Linked DNA regions of Homo sapiens: region 1 is linked to region 2. Evidence: read pairs that join two places in POLR2A ChIA-PET (ENCODE). Cell type or tissue: PC-9. All regions are shown on one strand. Links, peaks and the distances in the headings refer to the core of each region. The heading gives the core; the rest is flanking DNA. Region 1 has its middle 21 kb from the start of IRF2BPL. Region 2 has its middle 18 kb from the start of ZDHHC22.

Region 1 (5,365 bases), core at 300-5,299, 120 kb after region 2:
GCATAGATTCTGGGGCCAGACTGTCTCTCAGTTTCCCCACAAAGAAAATGGGCATGAGAATTGTACTTACTTCATAGTGCTAGTGGTTGGATTATATGCATAAGTGCCCATAAAACTCTAGAGTGGGGCTTGGTACATAGAGAGCTTGGAGGGGGATGCACCTGGGACAGAACTGGGGCCCCACTTACACTGGGAGCAGAGGGAGGAAGCCAGAATGGAGAGATGGAGAGACTTGCAGGGACCCCTCAGGACTTTTCTGTAATATTTATTTATGGGTGCTCTCCTGACCAGACAGGACTCCTTGCAGGAAAGTTTAGGAGCAATTTGCGGTAGAGCTGAAGAAGCCTTTGGGACCAGACCCTGGTCTCTTTGCTCTACTCAGTAGCTATGGAACCTTCTGCACATTACTCTGAGAGCCTCAGCCTCCTCTTAGGCCCAAGGCGGCAGTGATGCCCACCTTGCTGGGCTGTGGCGAGGATTAAATGAGACCATGTCTGTGAGCAGGTGTGCCCAGCTCAGCTCCTTGCCTGACACCAGGTGCCACTCATTAGGCAGCTACTTCCACCACTTCTACAAATGCTGATGGAGCTCCCAGCAGGGGCCGGTGCTGTTCTAGAGTGAAATTAGTAGTATTAGTCCTGAAGCCTTCGCACAGTGCCTAGATGCTCAGTAAATGTTGGTCAGATGAGGAAAGAGGTTGTCTCCAGCAAGGATCAAGGAATGGGTCAAGGAAGAGGTGCTAGGATTAATTAGTCAGAAAAGGGGAGGAGAGTAGAGAGGCTCACTGCCTCACTCCATCCAAGTCAGTTCTTTAGGGATGATAGATTGTCGGGGGCTATGGGGTAGCCCCTGGTTACATGCAGATGTGACCTGGAAGATGAGAGGTGAGGTCAAGAGTGCCTGAGGATGGTGGTGGGGCCTCCAGGTCAGTGGAGGACTTGCTTCCCAAGGCCCATGGCAATCGTACTTGCCTTATGTCTGGGATATGTAATTTCCCAGGTAAGGGAGGAGTTTATTTGGGGGACAGTGTGGGTTCTGTGCAGGACTGCCTTCATGGGTGTGGACCTGTGCACTCACAAGCGGTCCGACATTCAAAAGAGATGGTTGAATGTTCTGCTATCACTGTCTTGCAATTCTTGATCATTTGGAACAAGGGGCTTTGCGTTTTCATTTTGCATTGTGCCCAGAAAATTATGGAGCTGGTTCTGGGACCTGGAGTGCTTGTGTGTCTCCTCGCTCATAATGTTGGAGGCTCCTCGCCGTGGTAGAAGTTGAGAGGTGCCTGGCTAGGCAAAGAGGGTTGAAGCAGGAGAGCTTGTGGCTTTGCCCCTCTGGAGGCCTGAGCAGGGGTGAGACCAGTGGGTGTGAAGTAAAGCATGCTGGGCAGTGTCAGACAACTGGGTTTGTATCCTAACCCTGCCTCCTGCCAGTGATGTGCTCTTCAGTGAGCTCAGTGTCTCGGAGCCTGTTTCCTCATCTGAACATGGGGTAGCTCAACCATACCACAGGTAACTTGAGGGTTACAATGAGGTACAAAAAGTGCCTGGAGCAAGTAGGTGCTTAGCAAACATTTGTTGTTGAGTCTCTGGCTGCGGCAGGAACGGAGTTGGGTTGTGAGTAATGTGCTCCATTGCAGCAGGCTATGGGGGAAGAGGCATTGAGCCCTGCCCTGCCTCCAGGGGCTCAGAGCTGAGTGGCATCCTTGGAACCATCTTCCAGGAAATGGGCTGTCAGCTCCCCCTCCAAAGTGACAACTGTCTTTGGCCACCTCTGGCCAAGAGGCTTACCATTTCCAGAGTGACCAAATCCCAGCTCTGGCCCAGGGGTGGCAATTCCAGGCTGCCAGGCCTTGTTCCCAGGCCCTGAGTGCCCCTGCTCCTTGTTCCCCCTGCAAGAACTCACACCTTGATTTCCCGAGATCCTCTTCACACCAACGCAGGCATCACACTGCACACCTCTGGCTGGGCTAGACCAGCTCTCCTTTAAAAATAATACGGCAGTGTCCCCTTTCTGCAGAAAGCCTTCCCCTCTAGGGTATAGAGCTATAGGTTGAGGCCACATACTCCCTCCTCCTCAACGCCTCAGGGTCCCCACCCCCTTTCTGATCCTTGATTTTCCCTGAGCTGGATTAAGACCTTTAGCAGCCTTAAGAGCTGAAGGATTAAGGTGTACCTCCCCCACTCACTCACACACAAATTCCAAATAAAATAATCCTAAGCCTTAAAATAAGTGTCAGGAAGTCCAACAAAGTTTTGATTTTCCCCAGGATGACTACTTCCTTGCTATTTTTGAAGTATGAAATATTAGCTCTTAAAAAAGCAAAACCAAACCAAAACACTTTGTTGATGGCCTTTTGCTGCCAGTGGCCTGAGAACACACTTAATCTGCCTACCGGGGAACCTGGCCTTGCCTGCCCCCTCCCTGGTGCCCGAGAAGGAGAGGGCTGGCTTGCAATAGCAGGGCATTGGGCCACTCTGCCCAGAGATGTCCCCAGGGAGAGAGGGAAGCCCTGGGCCAATCAGTCCCCATAGGGGAGGAGACATCAGCAAAGCCCAGAAGGTTCTGCTGCTTCCACCCCTGCCATAGGGCAACCTCTCCTCCCCTCCAGAGCAGCCAGGGTCAATCTGGGCCCCCTTCCAGTTCTGCAGCTGGCAAGGATGGCTGGGCTGTTAGTCCCTGGGCCTGCTGCCCTTCACCCACACCTGTTGGGCAGGTCTCCCTGCCTGGCCAAGGGCTGCCCGAGCCACTCTCCCTCCCACTGTGGGGGAGGGAGCCAGCCAGTGCTGGAACATCTTCCACAAACTGGCTTTTCCAGATCCTGCTTGTAAACTCTGGTTAAAAATAAAACCCTCATGTCTGGGAAGGAGAGGGTAGGAGGGTACAGTGGTGGGGGACAGAGGAGGCAGGCAGAGGGCTATGCATAGGTGACAACAGCCCACCTTAGCAAAATGGTGGGGTATCCCAGCGAACAAGGCTGGCCGGGGAGTACCCTGCATAATTCCGGGTGGGAGGCACCTTCCAGAGCCTTTTGTTTCGCAAAGAGAAAACAGGCCCAGAAAGGGGCAAGCGGTGTCACAAGGTCTCCAGCAAACAAGCACAGGTGGAATGGAGCCTTTGGCCTTGTTCTTGCTGCCACCTTTTCCTCAAGAGCAAGGCATGAGGACAACCCTCTCTTCTTCCCTGCCAAGGATCCCCTACTCGCCAGGAGCGTTTCCCGATCATGTCAGGGCACCTTCGCCATCCCCTGCCCGCCCAGCCCTGCCCATGATCATGTCAGGACGCACCTTCGTCATCCTCTGCTTGCCCGACCCCGCCCACTCTCTTTTTCTGTTTTTCTCCCTCCCAGCGTCCATCAAGCTGTTCTCCCTTTCGCCTCTCCAAGGGAACGGATGTTTATTGAGCATCCAGCTCTGTGCATACTATGCCATTTATTCTTCTTGCCAATAAAGCAAAGCTTTCCTACAATGTTTTCTGAAGGAAATGTCACATTGCAGGGGAGAGAAGGAAAGGCTTTGTGTGTCTGAGTACTTTACAGATGCAGGGTACTCCCCCTACGTGATTTCCAAGCCTCAAAACAGCCCTGCAAAGTATTCTGAGGCCTTCCATAGAGAACAGACCTTGAGGCTGAGAGCCTTAATGAACTGGCTTAAGGCTCAGTCCAGCTGACCCAGGGCTGACCCGTTAGTCTTCCACCCAATCCCTTGCTCCTGCAGCCCCACAAGCTCAAGGACTGAGCTGTCAGTATATGGCACAGCTGCAGCAACTGAGGCAGGGGATCACGAGCCCAGGAAGTAGAGGCTGCAGTAAGCCGTGATCGCACCATTGCACTCAGCCTGGCCAGCAGAGCGAGACCATGTCTCAATCTCATTCCATCCTTCCAGCACCCATCAGTGGATACTAGTGTTCCCCTATTTTACAGAGAAAGGAACTGAGGCACAGGGTAGTTAAGGAACTATGTCTCCCAACCAGGAGGAAGTAGAGCTCGCCTTTGAACCCAGGGTTTTCTGCTGCAGGCCCATGTTCTTAATTACAGTCAGGCCAGGCGCAGTGGCTCAAGCCTGTAATCCCAGCACTTTGGGAGGCCAAGGCGGGTTCATCACAAGGTCAGGAGTTCGAGACCAGCCCTGGCCGACATAGTGAAACCCCATCTCTACTAAAAATACAAAAAAAAAAAAAAATTTAGCCGGGTGTGGTGGCAGGTGCCTGTAATCCCAGCTACTCAGAAGGCTGAAGCAGGAGAATCACTTGAACCTGGAAGAGAGATGTTGTGGTGAGCCAAGATTGTACCCGGGCTGGGCGACAGTGCGAGACTCCATCTCAAAAAAAAAAAAAAAATTATGGCCGAATCTGGACACTCACACGATCCCATCTTCAAGGGATTTAATCCAACCTTCCATCTTTTCTGTCCAGCCTTCTCTGCAGTCTTGGGCGGTGGGCTTCAGGCCAGTTGGCCTGGTGTCTCTCTGGGGAGGGCAAAGGCTGTGGGTTCACATTCTGAAGCTGAGGTCGGGGGTTGGGCTCAAATAGTGTTAACTGACAGCAAAGCTGGTGGAAGGCTTAGGGAGGGAGAAGGTGTGGACGTGGGCTGAGAGTGGTGTGTGAGATTGCTGTTTTTTCTTCTTCTGCCCTTTTTGGAGTTTTAGCTTTGTCCCCGTTGCCCTGGTGGTTTAAGGTTGAATGTTTCTTTCCTAAGCAAGTGCTCCCCCAGAAAAGGCTGTAAAATTCAGAGATGAGGTGTTTGGATTGGATTCGGGCATTGGGATTGGACACAAGGAGGTTCAAATTTTTTCTGTAGGCCAAGTGCAGTGACTCATGCTTGTAATCCGAGCACTTTGGGAAGCCGAGGTGAGAGGATCACTTGTGTCCAGGAGTTCGAGACCAGGGTGGGCAACATAGTGAAACCCCATCTCTACAAAAAATAAAAAATTGGCCGGGTACAGTGCCACACACCTGTAGTCCCAGCAACTCTAGAGACTGAGGCAGGAGGATCACTTGAGCCCAGGGAGTCGAGGCTGCAGTGAGCTGTGATTATGCCACTGCACTCAGCCTGGGCAACACAGTGAGACCCTGTCTCAAAAAACAACAAACAAACAAAAACACACACACACATTTCTTCTGTATAGTGACCCTGGGCAAGTCACTCTGAGCCTTGAATTTCTCTTCTGTCAAGTAGGAAGACCAGTGCCTCCTTGAAAGCATTATAAGGGGGATCAAATGAGACAATAGATGATTCTGAATGGTAAAGTATCTGCAATGTCAATTATGATGCTAATGCCATTGCCTTCCTAAAGGAAAAAATCAATGTGCAGGTTATTGAGGGTCCTAGGGTGAGTGATGGCTGAAGACAAGGAGGCTGCTGGTAAAG
Region 2 (5,365 bases), core at 223-5,222:
CCGGAGTACCCAGTGGTTCTGAATCCCTGCGTGACCCTGGGCGGGTCACTGCCCTCCGTGAACACTGGACTCGCTCTTAGACTTGGCGAGGATTGCACACACCTGGCCCTCAATGGGGCACATACCTTTTACTTTGCCACAGACTCCCCCAACCATTGCCCAACCCAGAGCCACCCCACACTCTACCCTTGGCTATCTGGCCCCTGAAGGCTTTGAGTTTGTGACCCCTGAAAGCCAAGCTTCAAGAGGGCTCAGTTTTAGTTCCGACTGTGCCCTGGATGGGCTGCGTGACCTTCCACAAGCCCCTGGGCCCCATTCCGCAAACCTTCCACGTGGCCAGCGTGCGGTGCGGGGAGATGGTGGTGGGAAGTGGGAATACGACTGAACAGCTGGAAAGACAGGGGAGGGGAACTGACATGAATTGGATGCCCCAAGCAGCAGAGGTCACCAGCAGCAGGAGAAGGACGGTTCTTGCGTTTGCTCAAAGACCTCAAGGATTGCTGTCTTGTTCCAGGTGGAAAGAGAGGGAGGAGACCTGGGGAAGGAAGCCAGGAGGCGCAGCTAAGGGGCAGCGCGGCCCCTCCACCTGACCCGCCGGCCGCCGAGGGCAAAAATTCCCTCGCAGGTGCCGGGTACTTAATAAACAGACTAGCAGGGGCGGGGGGCGACGGCTCGCCGGAGAAAGGATTTAATTAGCAACGCTTTCGGGAGAGAAAATTAAATTACAGGAAGCAGTGGTGCCGGCTGCGGACCACAAAGACCACAGAATCCCGAAGCCGATTCCTCAGACCCCTGCGCGTGTCGGGACCACCTTTCCATCGCCCCAGCCGTGGGATGAAGGCCGCGCAGCGTGGGGCGTCTGTCTGGGCTCCGGCTGCGACGCCGTCGCGCGTGGCCTCCCCGGCACCCGCCAGAGCCCGCGGCCGTGGCTCGGGCCCGCCGGGAGGGGGCGCCGTCGGGCCTCCGCGCTCCACTCTCCCGGCGCGCGCGCCCCGCGCTTGGCTGCCAGTGTTGGCTGCGCGGGGACCGCGGGCCGCAGCCAACCTGGGTCTGCCTCGCCTAGCCCGAAAGGGCGAGATCATGGGCCCAGACTCTTGATGCCAGCAGTGGTCTTACTCGAAACTCATCTAAGCGTAAGGTGAGGAGAATCGGCCTGATGAGTGGGCGGCAGGTAGTGCAGGACACTGCAGTCTTGTCCACGGCCCGGGCCCCGCGCATCACCGCGTCTCCGAGAGCGCGCTCCGAGCCCAGCCCCTCCTGGGAGGTTCTTAGCCCTCATGTGCCACCGCGGTCCAGGGACCCACCTCCTCTCTGTCTCCTGGCGGGTTTTCTATTTGTCACAATAGCGACCATTCCTGAGCTCCCGCTAGAACCAGGCCTGGTGAGTGAGTACTTAGCTTAGGGAAGGCACCAAGCCCTGTGCGGTGTGATTTTTAGCCCTGTTCGGCGGAAGAGGAAAAGGAAACGAGCTCAGAGAGGCTGAGAAAGTCGCCCAGGAACACACAGCTGGGAAGACATTGAAATCCACATCCCATTGGCTTCTGAGCTCTTCCCCAGCAGGGGAGCGCCCGTTTTTCATTCTCAGTCTCTAGCACAGAGCCTCGCACGTGGGTGCTCAGGAAGGATTTGTTGAAGGAACGGCAGATTTTTCCTTGTTTGTCAAAGGGGGTGCTCATAGCTGAGGGGTGTGAGGATTAAATGAGATGGTGTGTGTAAAACACCTGGCTGTGCACTTGGAGCACCGTGAGCAATTAGTAAAAGCTGGTGCCAGTGTTAATGAAACTCGACAGTGCGGGGAAACACTGGGGACTTTGGTAAAATGTAGATTCTGAATCAGCAGGGCCTGTGACTCTGCATTTCTCATAGGCTCCCAGGTGTTGGCGATACTGCAGATGACAGTTACTTCGCTGTGTGGAACTGGTCCCCACGCCTCCTCACCCCAGCCCCAAGTCCAATCCCCCACAAGGGACCCACTGCAATTATTCCCAGCTTTGTCTGCCTATCTGCAATCCCCTGAGGAGCTTTAGAGAATATCCATGGGGGTGGGGGAAGGCAGGTCTTTTCCCCAGAGTCTGACAGGTCTGGGATGTGACCTGTGCATGTTCAAAGCTCCCTAGAGGTTTCTGCTACACAGTCAAGGCTAGAACCGCTATAGGGGAGGTGTCCGAGGAAGGCAGTAAGTGAGCAGAGGTTTGAGGAAGTTCACCTGATGCAGGTGTGGAGGACAGATTGTGCAGGAGCCTGGAGGCTGAGTCACCAGCTAGGAGGCTGGGCCAGCTAGGAGGCTGGATCTGGCTAGGGTAGGGCTGATTCCTCCATAGCTCCCCACCCACCAGCTGTATAACTCTAAAGGAGGGTGAGGACTGGGACAGGCTGGGGAGAGCTGGAGCGCATGCTTGGCAGGTATTCTGCAGGGTGTGTGCAAAGGAGGGGCTCTGTTCTGGGTGCAGCAGGGTGCCAGAGGTAGGCAGGGAGCTGGGTTGTTTTGCTGGCCACTGCCTGTATGTACAAAGTGGAAGGCTGGCCTTGGACTGAAGCCAGCTCAGAGAGCCCAGTCCTTGTTCTTGGAATGGCACAATTCACTTGCAGTAGCAATCTTATTATTGTTTACTGAGCACCCACCATGTGAGGCCACTGTACTATATACTGTACATTAAGGCACAACAATATTTCAGAGTTGACGGTAACTTAACAAATGAGGAAACAAGGTGCAGAGAGGTTATATAACTTGCTAGGATCACACAGAGACCAGATCAAGATCTAAAGCCATGATATTTCCATCTCACCAAGATGTCTGTACTCCTGCTCTTTCCTTTGGCTAAAACGCTATTCCCCTTCCTCTCTATACCTGTATCAGGTGAACTCCCTTAAAACCCCTCTGCTCACATTACTGCTCTCCTATGTTGTCTCTATGTAACTGAAATAATCCCTAAAAGTTGTGTTCTTCATCTCAAATGAAAGGGCTGTTTGCAAATGGCTGACCAGGCACGGACAGCTTATGGAAGCTCTACCCTATGCCAAGGCTGAGATCTCAATCACTACTTAGATCTCAATCATCGTGAGTTCCTCTCAAGGTCTCAGGGAGCTCCTGCAGCTCTGGTCTGTGATTTTCCTTGGGCACCAGGCACAACCTTGCGTCACTACTTTTCCTGTGGGTCATGACTCCTGGCTCAGATGCCTAGGCTCCAAGGCCAGGGACCACATGTATCTTTCTATAGACCTGGGCCTCAACAACTGTTTGTTGCAGCCAGAGCCAGGACTAGGGTAAGTCAAGCAAGGGGTCATGTGTATGCTTATGCTGGCGGCAGCTGGGGAAAGCAGATGCAGGTGCTGTTGTTGTGGGTGAGCTCAGAAGTCTGAAGGTGGGTCGCTCAACGGGATAATCTGCTGCTGCTAACTCCCTCCTAGTGTGCTTGGGTGTGTTGGGGTGGACTTATAGTTTCATATTAAGGACTCTTGCCCTAATCAAAGGGTGCTAACCCCAAAGGTTATTAAAGCATTATCTTTGAAATGAGTAGGACATATCACCTTGTCTAGGCTTACGCACCCAGCTTTGGATGTTTAAGACCTACAGAGACCAAAACTGTCAAAGGGGCAATTGACTAACTGATTGTCATTGCTACCTCCCACAAGACTAGAAGGAGGGACCAGGTCTGTTTTAGCCACCATTTTATATCCACAGCTCAGTCAGCAGCTGGGACATAAACGTGTTGAAAATGTGTTTCCTTGAAATAATAATGACAATGCTTTGGTCAGGTAAGCTGCAGGAATCATTAATACTTTCAGAAGAAGGAGAAATGTTCGGGTTTTGGAATACAATTTTGGGAGGAAAGGTGTGAAAATCTGAGTGACAAGGACCATGTTTTTGAGGATTTTTAAAGGTCCCCAAAGTGGGACCTACCCCAGGGCTGACCTGTGGCCTTGTGTTGACTGGTGCCTGCTCACCTCTGATCCTGTGGGTCCAAGAACCTTTTTTTCCCTTGAATTAAATATTTCTGCCATGTTGACTTTTTTTTTTTTAAATCATTCAGTGCATACTGTCCCACATGTCCTGATCCCCATGCAACTGGTGGGGCCAGGAGCCAGTCTTGGCCACGGGCTGAGCAGAAGTGACATTGTCACTGCAGCCCAACCTGACTAGTACAATCAGCAATGTTAGTAATTTACTAGCTAGGAGCTTCACGGCACAATTGATGTTTATAAAATGCTTCAAGAATAAAATCAGCACAGGCTGGAAAGCATGATACTTCTAAATACACCTTGCCAAGACAAGCATCAACTTGGATATCCTTTCAAAAAAATAAAAGGCTTTCACCTTGAAGTTCACTCTCTCGGCCTGTGAGAGCCCAGGGGACCATTATTGAAAACACACAGTCTAAACCATGCCTGTCACTGTTTTGTCGGGCTGTGGGTATCCGGGGCTGTTTGTTGTGACGGTTCACTGCCCTTTCTCTGTGTTTTGCTGAAGTGAAACTCATTTGCATTTCCTGAGCAGCCCAGTGATGAGAGGAGAGGCCCAGAAACCTTGCTGGAGCTCAGAGGGGAAGCAGAATGAAATGTTAACCAGCAGGACCACCAGGCTTCTGGGGCCAAGTTTTCCTGCCATTTTTGAAGACAATGCAGGACTCGTTGAGGTTGTGGTGCTCCATTTGTGTGTAACTTCTTTAGGCTTCTTCTCTTCCCCTGACTGGGCAATGTACTCACTTGTGCAAGGGTTGAGTGGAGATGATAATTTCAACCCAGCTCTCTGTAGAGACATGATTATTGTGGTTTACCATCTACAAGTGGTGGCAGGTCTTGATTTTTCAGGGCTTCTGGTTTTTCACTCTCACCCTCAAATGAAGGGCAGGCCCCATGCCAAGCGCTCCCATCTGTCCACCCAGCAGGCAGGGGCTTTGTGGGCTGTCCCCAGAGAATGGAGGCCTTTGCTCTCTTCTGTTATAAAGACACCAGGATGAACAAACATGCTTCCAAGGCCACTGCAATTTTTGGGATCTAGTGAGTCTGTAGGAAATGTAACGGCAGCTATTTTTACTCTCATGCTCTCCAGCCACTCTGACTGCCTTGCTGGAAGGATAATAATCACTCCACCTGCCAGGGCCCTCACAAGGGCTGGCCGCAGGATCCCACTTTCGGTTTTCATTCTCCTTCATATTCTAACAGCTTCCTCCCACTCCCTGGGTTATCTTCATATTCTATGGGCCCTTCTTGCTTTTTTGCTCAACTCATCTCCTCCAGCTGCTGTAATTTAAGGCAGGAACCATACAGACTGTTCTTTCAAGCAATTCTGTCTTGCATAACCATCCTTTAGAAAGAGATAGGAAAGCCATGTGTTTTAAGAATAAAGGGGGGCCAGGCACGGTGG

Evidence for each region. Peaks named below come from ENCODE experiments on the same cell type or tissue, not always from the same donor. Only the 100,000 strongest peaks of a DNase experiment are listed, where the experiment ranks them.
Region 1: POLR2A ChIA-PET joins it to region 2 with 6 read pairs; 2 of 35 experiments call an interaction of 5 or more read pairs at or near these places.

What each region holds. Positions count from the first base shown.
Region 1 is chr14:77,005,442-77,010,806 of GRCh38, reverse strand. No RefSeq gene overlaps it. Among named protein-coding and RNA genes, the nearest start is that of IRF2BPL, 21 kb to the left of the region's middle. RefSeq lists an enhancer at 2,882-3,411. In PC-9, for the core only: no CTCF peak of the experiment used is centred there; DNase peaks (open chromatin) are centred at 1,576, 2,726 and 4,776; H3K4me3 peaks cover 1,371 bases; H3K27ac peaks cover 4,479 bases.
Region 2 is chr14:77,120,696-77,126,060 of GRCh38, reverse strand. No RefSeq gene overlaps it. Among named protein-coding and RNA genes, the nearest start is that of ZDHHC22, 18 kb to the left of the region's middle. RefSeq lists a silencer at 822-1,051 and enhancers at 4,139-4,318, 4,699-4,928, 4,939-4,998, 5,009-5,208. In PC-9, for the core only: CTCF peaks have their summits at 706 and 1,061; a DNase peak (open chromatin) is centred at 2,300; H3K4me3 peaks cover 485 bases; H3K27ac peaks cover 610 bases; H3K27me3 peaks cover 1,124 bases.